Regions from separate parts of the Homo sapiens genome. Here region 2 is linked to region 1. Evidence: chromatin contacts called from ENCODE Hi-C or POLR2A ChIA-PET data. All regions are on one chromosome and are shown on one strand. Each heading gives the region's core, a stretch centred on a gene start or an enhancer-like site at or near the end of the contact. The rest is flanking DNA. Distances are from core to core; before and after follow the strand shown.

Region 1 (5,666 bases), core at 1,395-3,894:
TAATTGGACCCCAAGTCTAGCTGATTTTATTATACTTACAAAATGGTAAAACCAAATCCTTCCCCTGCAATGTTCTTCCATCACCTCCCTGCCATCCCTCATCTGAGGGTGATAATAACAGCTATAACTTCTCTCATTCCAGGGCTGTGCTAGATGCTTTTCAAGTGCACTCTCGCTGAATCCCCCAACACTTTGACCCTGGAGCCATTCATAGGCCCATTATACAGATTTTAAAAAAGCAAACTGAGGCCCAGAGAAGTGAAATGACATTTCAAAGCTCACCCAGCTGGTAAATAATAACGTCAGGGACCTCAAATTTAGATCTACAGTCCACCACAAAGGCCGTGCATAGATATTAGGTTTGCCGCAAAATTGTGGGTTTTGGCTGGGTGCAGTGGCTCAGGCCGGGCGCGGTGGCTAAAGCCTGTAATCCCAGCACTTTGGGAGGCCGAGGCGGGTGGATGACCTGAAGTCAGGAGTTCGAGACCAGCCTGGCCAACATGGTGAAACCTCGTCTCTACTAAAAATACAAAACTTAGCTGGGTGTAGTGGTGCGCACCTGTACTCCCAGCTACTTGGGAGGCTGAGGCGGGAGGATCGCTTGAACCTGGGAGGCGGAGGTTGCAGTGAGCTGAGATCACGCCACTGCACTCCAGCCTGGGTAACAGAGTAAGGCTCTTTCTCTCTCTCTCAAAAAAAAAATTAATAAAAATAATAATAATTGCGGTTTTTGCCAATGAAATGGCAAAAACTGCAATTACTTTTGCACCAGGCTAATACTGTTCAATAATGGGTCGCCAAAAAAGGAAGGAAGCAGGTAAGAAGCGCAGCAGCCAAGTTCATAACCCTGCTGCTGACAGTGTCAACATCCACCTCCTGCTGAGTGCCTGCTACGCAACCAGTACCACCCAAGGGCTTTCCTTCCACTTTCATTTACCCCTTCAGGAAATCCCATTTACAGATGAGGAACCTGATCCTTAACAAGGAGAAAGAGCTTGAGTTTGCACACCGTGTCTGTGTTGAGCCTCCTTGGTAAAGACCAGAGAACACCACCTTTTTGTGATTATGGGGCTGTCCCCAAACCTGTCAGGAAGGCGGATGACATGGTCTGCAGCTGTTCACCTCCTGTGGACTGCCCTGTTTCAGATCTGGGTTCATGGAGTGTTTCACCTGCCTGGCTGAAGAAGGAACGTGGCCGTACTTGTGAAGCTAATAGTGAGAGGTTCATTTGTTTAAACAGCAGTTGGTGGAAAAGCATGGAATCAAGGATCTTTACACGTACATATTCAAAACCACTTCACCTCGCATCTTGCATCCATGTAGCCCCTTCACGCTCACAATTTTTCCTCTCGTGATGTCTATTCTCACTCAGGGCCAACTCCACGGGTGTGCGACCAGTGCAGCATCCCAGGGTCTGCACTCAGGAGGAGGTAAGGGTTGGCTGCATACATCTCATGCACCCAGCCACGAAAGGGGCCCCGGGAGCCCGCGAGAGGCTCTCTCCTCCAGGAAGTACCCCTCTGCCCAAGGGCACGATGTTACAAGGCAGATAAGATGCACCATGACTAAGTTCTTCAAAAAATTAAAAATCAAATTACCGAATGATTTAGCAATGCCTCTTCTGGCCATATACCCCAAAGAACCTCAAGTGGGGTCTTGAAGAGATATTCTTACATTCATGTTCACAAGCAGCACTATTCACAAGAGCTAAATGGTGAAACAGCCCAAGTGTTCATGGACAGACGAATGAACAAACAAAATGATGCATCCGTGCAACCTAATATTGTTCAGCCTTCAAAGGAAGAAAATTATGACACGTTACAACATGATGACCCCTGAGGACATTATGCTAAGTGAAATAGGACGGACACAAAGGGACAAATACTGTGTGATGCCACTTCTATGAGGTCCCTAGAGGAGTCACATTCATAGAGACAGAAAGAAAATGGCAGTTGCCAGGGGCTGGGGGGAGATAAGGAATGGGGAGTTAGTGCCTAATGATTAATGTATACATAACATACCATGTACCATCTTTTTTTATTTTTGATTTTTGGTGGAGTCTCGCTCTGTCACCCAGGCTGGAGTACAGTGCTGTGATCTTGGCTCCCTGCAGCCTCCGCCACCCGGGTTCAAGCGATTCTCGTGCCTCAGCCTCCTGAGTAGCTGGGATTACAGGCATGTGCCACCTGTAATTTTTGTATTTTGAGTAGAGACGTGGTTTCACCATGTTGGCCAGGCTGGACTCGAACTCTTGACTTCAAGTGATCCGCCCGCTTCAGCCTCCCAAAGTGTTGGGATTACAGACGTGAGCCACCGTGCCCGGCCAAAATGTACCATCTTGATCAATTTTTAAGTGCACAGACAGGTCATGGTAAGTGTGAAAAAATACCTAACTCCCGCCCTCGTTCTCCTCGCACCCTCCCTGACCCACCCCAAAAAGGCCCAAGGGAGCCCCCCTGCATTCCCAACCTGCAGGCATGAGGTCATACAAGCGGGGTGTTGGGCAGAGGCCCCTGGCAGATGGCAGGGTAGGGCCCCCAGCACTCCATTCTGGACAGAATGAAAACCTGACGACCTATCTGATGGAATTACACGGAAGAAAGGAAATTCGTCTTTTAAGAACAAGCGGGAGGCGGATGACTGAAGTCCCAAAGAATGCTGTGGTTGAACCTTTTTTTTTTTGTTGTTTGTTTTCTGGCACAGTCTGTCTCTATGACTGAGCTGAGTAACGTGTTTCCCGTGACAAAGGCCCCTTTCTTACGACAGTTTAATAGCTCCAATACGGGGGACAGCCCTGACTCTCCCATGGGCCAGCGTCTGAAGGCGGCCACAGAAAAAGGGAGGGAAAGCCGCCGCTCTTCTCCAAGTTGGTCCAGACTGAACTGAGAGAGTATAAGGAAAAAAAAAATCGGAAACTTTAACCCACTCCTGAAATAAAAAATAGAAGTTACCAAAGGGATGGGGAACACACATGCAGAGGCACAGAGAAGAATATGGATGAAAAAGTGGCCTCAGAGCCCGGTGTGGTGGCTCACGCCTGTAATCCCAGTACTTTGGGAAATCGAGGTGGGCGGATCACTTGAGGACAGGAGTTTGAGACCAACCTGGCCAACATGGTAAAACCCCATCTCTACAAAAAATACAAAAATTAGCTGGGCGTGGTGGCAGGTGCCTGTAATCCCAGCTACTCAGGAGGCTGAGGCATGAGAATTGCTTGAACTCAGGGGGTGGAGGTTACAGTGAGCCAAGACGATGCCACTGCACTCCACCCTGGGAAACAGAGGGAGACCCTGTCTCAAAAAAAAAAAAATATATATATATACACACACACACACACACACACACACACACACATATACACATATAAAATATATATACACATATATACATATATACACATATAAGTATATGTATATATGTATATACTTATATGTGTATGTATATATGTATATATGTATATACTTATATGTGTATATATATGTATATACATATATATAAAAATAAAAATTTTAAAAAATTTAAAAAGAGGAAAAAAAAGTGGCCTTGGGGCTTTGCGTCCAACTGTGAGAGGAAGTGGAGAAAGCTAAGAGAGGACCTCAGGGACAGAGAAGACGCCGATGGAGGTAGGGAGACCCGATGCCCTGGTTTCTTAACAGCTGCTGTGATGAAGTACCACAGGGATTTGTTCTCACAGCCCTGGAGGCCAGAAGTCCAAGATCAAGTTGTCCGCAGGGCTATGCTCCCCCTGAAGGCTCTAGGGGAGGATCCTCCCTCGGCTCTTCCAGCTTCTGGTGGCCCTGGCACTTGGTGGCATTCCCCAGCTTCTAGACACATGACTCTAGTCTCTGCCTCCACTACCACAAGGCCGTCTTCCCTCCACGTGTCCCTGTGTGGCCACGGGGCACTGTCCTCTCCGCATGTGTCATCCCTCCTTGTTTTATAAGGGTACCCAGTCATGTTGGACTTAGGCCCACCCTAATCCAGTACGAGCTGATCTTAACTAATTACATCTGCAAAGATCCTACCGCCAAATAAGGTTACAGTCACAGGTCCTGGGGATTAAGACTTCCATACCTTTCTGGGGTGCATGACTTCAGCATCGCTCCTTATTCTGGAACTTACAGGACAGGTCACTCTTGCTCTGTAGCTCTCCCTCGGAGTGACCCTGCACATCGGCTGTCTAGGAGGTGAGGCTGGAGAAGTGAGTCATGACCGCAAGGCCACCAGATCACCTCAGTACCACCTGTCTGGAGTTTTCCCTTCTTTCCCCCTTCCTGCCCCCGGTATCTCACTGCTGGGCGGCACTGGCAAGGGTTATGGTTCTTACCAAAGTAACACTCATCTGGAGCAACACTCAAAACCATCTTTAACAGAAATATTTGCTTCCAGTTAACACCGAATACAAAATCTCTATCTGTCCCTCACTGTGGATTTTTTACCTAGGCTTGCATTTCGTAATGAGCCAAATGAGGTTTGATTTTAAAGAAGCATCTGGGCTGAGGGCAGCAGCTCATGCCTGTAATCTCAGCATTTGGGGAGGCTGAGGCGGACGGATCTTTTGAGGTCAGGAGTTTGAGACCTGGTGAAACCCCGCCTCTACTAAAAAGAGAAAAAAAAATTACCTGGGCATAGTGGCAGGCGCCTGTAATCCCAGCTACTCGTGAGGCTGAGGCAGGAGAATCGCTTGAACCTGGGAGGTGGAGGTTGCAGTGAGCTGAGATCAGGCCACTGCACCCCAGCCTGGGCAACAGAGCAAGACTCCATCTCAGGGGAAAAAAAGTGTCTGACAAATTGGAATTACTATAGTCAATGTTCAAAGGATTCATAATGGGAGATTAGACATTTTCACAACTGAGTTGACCCCATTTCCCACACGACTTTGGGGGAGAGTTTTGAAGACCTTGGGGTCACAGCCAGGCACGTCACTTAACAGCAGAGTGATAATTAAGAGCACAGGCTCTGGAGCTGGTCACCTGGGTTCAAATCCTAGAGGAGTCAAATTCATAGGGACAGAAAGTACAATGGCAGCTGCCCCTCACTTGCTGTGTGCTCTTGGACACAGCCTGCTTCTGTAAAATGGGAATGATAATTTCCAGCTTTCTTGATTGTTCCATGATTGCTAGAGGCTGGCAGAGGAAGTTTATTCGTGGGCTTCTGAATCAGATGGAAGTAAGTCTTGAACTCCTGGCCTCAAGTGATCCTCCTGCCTCAGCCTCCCAAGTAGCTGAGATTACAGGCATGAGCCACCATGCCTGGCTAGACAGAAGTAAGTCAAATCCTGAATCTACCAGGTTCAGTGGCTCACGCCTGCAATCCTAGCACTTTGGGAGGCTGAGGCAGGCAGATCACCTGAGCTTAAGAGTTGAAGACCAGCCTTGGCAACATGGCAAAACCCCGAATCTACTAAAAATACAAAAAAAAAAAAATTAGCCAGGTGTGATGGCACATGCCTGTAGTCCCAGCTATTTGGGAGGCCGAGGCATGAGAATCACTTGAACCTGGGAGGTGGAGGTTGCAGTGGGCCAAGATCATGCCACTGCACTCCAGCCTGGACAACAAAGACTCTATCTCAAAAAAAGCAATCCTGAATCTGCCTCTTACCAGAAGAATGACCTCTGAGCATTTCCCCTGCCTCCCGAGGCCCCGTGGCCACATGTCCATACTGG
Region 2 (5,666 bases), core at 2,173-4,672, 580 kb after region 1:
TTTGAGTCCAGAGCTCTCTCCGCTCCACTCCAGGCCCTTCTCCAGCTCTGGCGGCGGCATTGCTGGTCAGTGACCACCGACCACTGAGTGCTCCTCCCCACTGCTGGCCGGCAGGGTACAGAGAAGGGGGTACCCAACAGCTGCTTCAAGAAGGTTCTTGTGTAATCCTAGAGCAGGTTCCACACTGTTGCTATTTGGGCCAGATAATTTCTCATCGGGAGGTGGACCTGCCCTGTGCACTGTAGGATATTCAGCAGCATCCCTGGTCTCTACCCATTAGATGCCAGTAGCATCCACCCCCCAGTCACAACAAGCAAAACTGTCTCAAGATATTGCCCAATGTCCCCCAGGAGGCAAAACTGCCCCAGTTGAGAAACAGCAGCCTTGAGTGAGAACACACAGGTGAAGATAGAGCAGGTATGCTCACCAGGTAAACAACAAAGACAGAGAAGCAGGGAGGCGGGTGTGGATGGTCAGAACCGGGTGAGAACATGGCGGCACGAGCCCCCAGAGCTGCGTTAAGGGTTTCAACGCCAAGGCAGGAACCCCCAGACCCTGTGAGTGATGTCAGGTCCTGTGGTTTCCCGATCTTATACGCTCATTAGAGAGGAAAGAAAGGGAAACCACAGACCCGGCTCCCCAGGACTCACCAGAGAAGCTGCAGGTCACTGTGGCTGCCCAAAGGGACCAAATATCCTGGCCATGATGGCTACAGGGGAGGACAGCTCCCCGCATCCCATTAGCCACACCACCCAGCACATCCTTGCGGGTAGAACTATTGAGGTAGGTCAGAGGGGACAGCAGGGAAACTCAGCTGAAATCACGGCCATCCTGGGCTAGCCCTGGGGTCCCCAGGATCTTGTTCAACCCCACACCCCAGAAAGACAGGGACAGGTCTACCCAGTGCTGCCTGCTGCCACGGTCTCGCTTCCTGGGGGGTTGGGAACGAGACTTTGTGGCTTGTAGAAAGCCATCTTCAATAACCAGCAAGGAAGGGTCCTGAGAGAGTTGGGGCCTAGAGGGAGTCACGCATCTGTCCCACTGCCCCAGCGAGGAGGGGGCTGCAGTACCTGGCAGTCCACACTGGGGATGAGGCCTGGGTGTCTGGAGCTCAGACTAGACAGGCCACCCAGCAGGATTGAGGGTCAGCAACAGCTTGGTTTCACCAGCCTTGAGTGACCTTGAGTCACTCTGAGCTTCTAACAGAGAACAGTTTGGAGGTGACGAGCTGGATCATAGAGTTTAAGAGAAAGTAGGTGGTGGGAGTCTCGCCAGAGGCCTGGGCAGGTCCTGGGGGCAGCTATGGTTTGGGAGGCCACAGGGCATTGTGGCTTTGGGCGGGGCTTTCAGAAGCATGGTGACTCAGCTCTGGGGAAGTGGCTAAAATAGGCTGCCCAACGTGGGGCAGGCACTCCCCATAGCCTGCCTTGGGCGGGACACCCCCACCCCACCCCAGAAACCACATCCCACTTTCTTGGCAGGGAGAGGGAAAATGGATCACAGCTCACAGCCCTCCCTAGCTCTCCTGAGCCTCCGGAGGAACAGATTCCTCTACCCTCAGCCCACTGACCACGGAACCTTCCTTTAAGGTGGGAACGAGGAGCCCTCCCCAGAAGGTCAGGCCCCTGCTTGGGTCACAGCAACCACACCTTTAGTTCAGCCCTGTTCCTGAGACTACGGAAGACCACCCTTGCCTGGACCCCTCGCCTATCCTCCCTGGCCCTCCCAGCTTGGCCAGCCCAGCAGACCCAGAGCAGAAGGACAGACGGGACCAACACTTCTCACTCCAAGTGACCGGGCAGTGGCCTGTCCCTGGCAGCTTGGCTTGAGGCAGGCGCCAGACCTGAGCTCTCATGGGGCAGCTAGGCAGGCCTCGCTCTCTGAAGCTGCCCTGCGGTTCACCCCGGTATACAGGGTACACAACATGCCTCAATGCCCACTGCCACTGCCTCCGCCACTGCTGCTGGGCAGCATGCCCTCTGCAGGGCCTTCCCCTAGCTGTTCTAACCAACCACCCGATGCCAGGTCCAGGCAATGTGGCCGAATAGCAGAGGGCTTTTAGTGCACGATGACTTTAGTTGTGACCTGGATCGGCTACAAGAGGCTTTGTTCCATTACTCATCATCCAGTCACTCACTCCATGACTTCCTGCAGACCCACTGATATTCACAAACTCTTCTAGGCCCTGGAGATAGAGCAGTGAAAATAGCACGCTGTTTTCCCAGGGCACGTGTGTAGTGTGAGTGTGGGGGGTGGGGGTGGGGAATGGAGGTGTAAACCTATAAATAAAATAAATGGTATCTCATATTCCTCAGTATAAGGAGGGAAAGGGGTGGTATGAGTGGGTGTGGGAGTCAGGGGGTCTGGGGGAGGCCCCTCTTGAGGAAGGAGCATCATGAGTTGAGAACCAAATGATGAGAAGGAACCAGCCGGGTCAGAAGCGACCCAGGCAGAGGGAACGGCGCGTGCAAACGCCGGGGTATAGGAACAGGCTTGTGGCATTTATGGAATAGAATAAAAATCCATGCAGCCAGGGCCCAGGTTACATAGAGCCCTCCCTACCAGGCCACATAAAGAGTTCTGTTTTGTTTTTAGTTTTTATTACAGGCACCTGCCATCATGCCCAGTTAATTTTTGAATTTTTTGGAGAGACCAGGTTTCACCATGTTGGCTAGGCTGGTCCTGAACTCCTGACTTCAGGTGATCTGCCCGCCTCGGCCTCCCAAAGTGCTGGGATTACAGGAGCCACTGCTCCTGGCCGATTTTTTTATGTTTTTAGAGATGGGGTTTCACCACGTCGGCCAGGCTGGTCTCGAACTCCTGGCATCAAGCAATCCACCCGCCTTGGCCTCCCAAAGTTCTGGCATTACAGGCATGAGCCACCGCACCCAGCCCAGGTAAGGAGTTTGGAGGTCATTATAGGTGTACAAGGAAACCGGCGGCTGTTTGTAAGCAGGCGAGTGATTCAATCTGTGTATCTGGAAGCTCCCGGAGGTCCTGGCATTGGAGGAATGAAGGAGGGGAGCTGGAATTCAGTCAGGAGGCTGTTGCAGAAATGCAGGTCAAAGAGGATGGAGACCAGGATGTGGGTCTGGCGAAGGGGGACACAGTGGGAGACATTTAGGCCATGTTTTGGAGGTAGAGACACCCGGGATTGTGGAGGGCCCAGACCAGGGAGGAGAGAAAAGACAGGATCAAATGGGACTCCAGGCCTTCCAGGGGCAGCCTCTGGTCCTGGCCATCCTTTCCCAGGTTTTGCCTGGCAGGCCACGGCCCCTTCTCACAGGAGGGGCTGACATCCTACCCCTAGGCGGAACTTCACTTTGCCGAAACACAGGTGGCATTCTGCTACACAAGGCTTGTCAGATGGAACAGCACGCTGGAGGGGGTTGTGCAAGAGGCTCACTGGGACATGGGCCACAACTCTAAGAGGTGAGGGACTCTGGCTTTAGTCACCAGAGAAAAATCCAGTACTTTCTGGAACACTCACCAGCCTTACCCTGCAAAGATAGGAAAGCACAGGGAAGGCGGAAGACTGTGTTTCATTCAAACTGTGGCAGGGCTGAGGGCAGCTAAGTGAATGGGCGAGAACAGTGACCGCTTAGATACACGTGGTTACATGTTCCAGGCAGGACTTCAATGCCGACTGTGTTGTGATTTTAGCTGACTTTAGTATTCTTGGGGATCTTTTAACTCCTTCATGTGCCCTGCTCAAAAGCCCTTGCATCTGGAAGTGTGCTGCGTGCGCAAGGAGGTTAAGGCTCACTGCTGTAATATTCTGAGCCTAAGTAACCACAATCAAAAACCAAACACAAGGCCGGGCGTGGTGGCTCACACCTGTAATCCCAGCACTTTGGGAGGCTGAGGCGGGTGGATCTCCTGAGGTCAGGAGTTCGAGACCAGCCTGGCCAACATGGTGAAACCCCATCTCCACTAAAAACACAGAAATCAGCCAGGCATGGTGGTGTGCACCTGTAGTCCCAGTTATTCAGGAGGCTGAGGCAGGGAGAATCGCTTGAACCCAGGAGGTGGAGGTTGCAGTGAGCTGAGATCGCGCCACTGCATTCCAGCCTGGGTGACAGAGCAAGATTCTGTCTCAAAAAAAAACAAACAAAGAAACAAAAAAACAAACCCAGGATGGGAACATGAAATGTCACCATCAGGACTCCTGTACCATTTATGTATCTGTGTCAAATATCTCCTTAAAATACCTGGGTGTGGAGGGATCATACTTTCAAGATGGAAAGACCAAATTAAGGGACTTGCCCTAGGTCATGGATTGAAGCCAGAGTTTAATTCCCACCCCAGGGCTCCATTCACTTAAACAGCAATGTACTATCAAAAGTAGGGGGCATCACAGGACAAACACTGAATATGTAATTTGTGTATATACATATATGTGTATATATCTACACACATATATATTTTTATAGGTTATATTCATGTCTATTGTCATTCCACGCATTAGTAAGTTTTAGTTTACACACACACACCACACACACACACGCATGTGCACAAGTTTTGGTGTGTTCTTTCTAAATCCCAGTGGATTTTCTTTTTCTTTCTTTTTTTTGAGACAGAGTTTCGCTCTTGTTGCCCATGCTGGAATGTAATGGTGCACTCTTGGCTCACTGTACCTCCACCTCCCAGATTCAGGCAATTCTCCTGCCTTAGCCTCCTGAGTAGCTGGGATTACAGGCACCTGCTACCACACCCGGCTAATTTTTGTATTTTTTTTAGTAGAGACGGGGTTCCACCATGTTGGCCAAGTTGGTCTCAAACTCCTGACCTCAGGGGATCCACCTGCCTCGGCCTCCCAAAGTGCTGGGATTACAGGCTTGAGCCATTGCGCCTGGCCCCAGTGGATTTTCTTATGTACTCCTTGGGGTGCTAAAATGCAGCACCCACTGTGTCACATGACTCCCACTGAGATTGAGAGATGGTAGACATCTGGGAGAGGATCCAACCCAGTGGTCTTGATTAGGCTGTTGGGACCAGGAGAGGTGACTTGCCAAAGGCCACAGAACTCACAAGGGAGCCGGGCGGTGCTGGAGCCCAAGTCTCTTGACTCCCACCCCAAAGATCTTCCCCAGATAACACCTCAATGGGCTCACCGCCAGGCACTAGGACAACCTTCTGATGTTTGCTACCATCTTGCCCAAATTAAGAGCTGGGAAAGAGAAGAGGGAAGGACCTTCCTCCCACTGAGCAATTGGTACTAGGTGCCACCAGGCAGGGGGAACATTACAAAACTCTGATCCAAGAGCTGCTCAGAGTCAAAATGGTCCCAGGGTGGGGTGGTCTTGCGGTACATGAAACTCCAGCAAAATTTCTTCAAATAATGGCTTTAAAATAAATGATGGTTTTGGCCAGGTGTGGTGGCTCATGCCTGTAATCCCAGCACTTTGGGAGGCTGAGGTAGGTGGATCACCTGAGGTCAGGAGTTTGAGACCAGCCTGGCCAACATGGTGAAACCCCATCTCAACTAATAATACAAAGAAATTAGCCAGGCATGGTGGCGGGTGCCTGTAATCCCAGCTACTAGGGAGGCTGAGGCAGGAGAACTGCTTGAACCTGGGAGGCAGAGGTTGCAGCACACTGAGATCATGCCATTGCACTCCAGCCCAGGCGACAAGAGTGAAACTCCATCTCCAAAAAAAAAAAAA

What was found. Hi-C counts contacts between places; a loop is a spot of excess contacts on that map. ChIA-PET counts read pairs that join two places held with the same protein, here RNA polymerase II (POLR2A). Pooled maps may share reads with other maps.
Region 2: a loop to region 1 is called in a map of PC-9, with 13 times the contacts of the local background. The contact joins two enhancer-like sites. A Hi-C loop is called at or near these places in 1 of 168 maps with a recorded cell type or tissue (PC-9), 1 of 37 single-sample maps with no recorded cell type and 3 of 50 pooled maps. POLR2A ChIA-PET finds 5 or more read pairs at or near these places in 3 of 52 experiments (GM12878, Panc1 and WTC11).

What each region holds. Positions count from the first base shown.
Region 1 is chr17:72,713,672-72,719,337 of GRCh38, forward strand. The region is part of intron 7 of SLC39A11 (solute carrier family 39 member 11); the gene reads right to left. Among named protein-coding and RNA genes, the nearest start is that of LINC00511, 76 kb to the left of the region's middle. RefSeq lists an enhancer at 5,596-5,666. Within about 2 kb of position 2,645, at least 7 of the 41 ENCODE cell types and tissues checked have a DNase peak (open chromatin) inside an H3K27ac peak, as active enhancers do; they include PC-9, where a contact is called at or near this core.
Region 2 is chr17:73,290,254-73,295,919 of GRCh38, forward strand. All of the region lies in intron 1 of CDC42EP4 (CDC42 effector protein 4), which reads right to left. Among named protein-coding and RNA genes, the nearest start is that of CDC42EP4, 19 kb to the right of the region's middle. RefSeq lists enhancers at 673-892, 1,183-1,262, 1,237-1,531, 1,515-2,396, 1,663-1,732. Within about 2 kb of position 3,423, at least 29 of the 41 ENCODE cell types and tissues checked have a DNase peak (open chromatin) inside an H3K27ac peak, as active enhancers do; they include PC-9, where a contact is called at or near this core.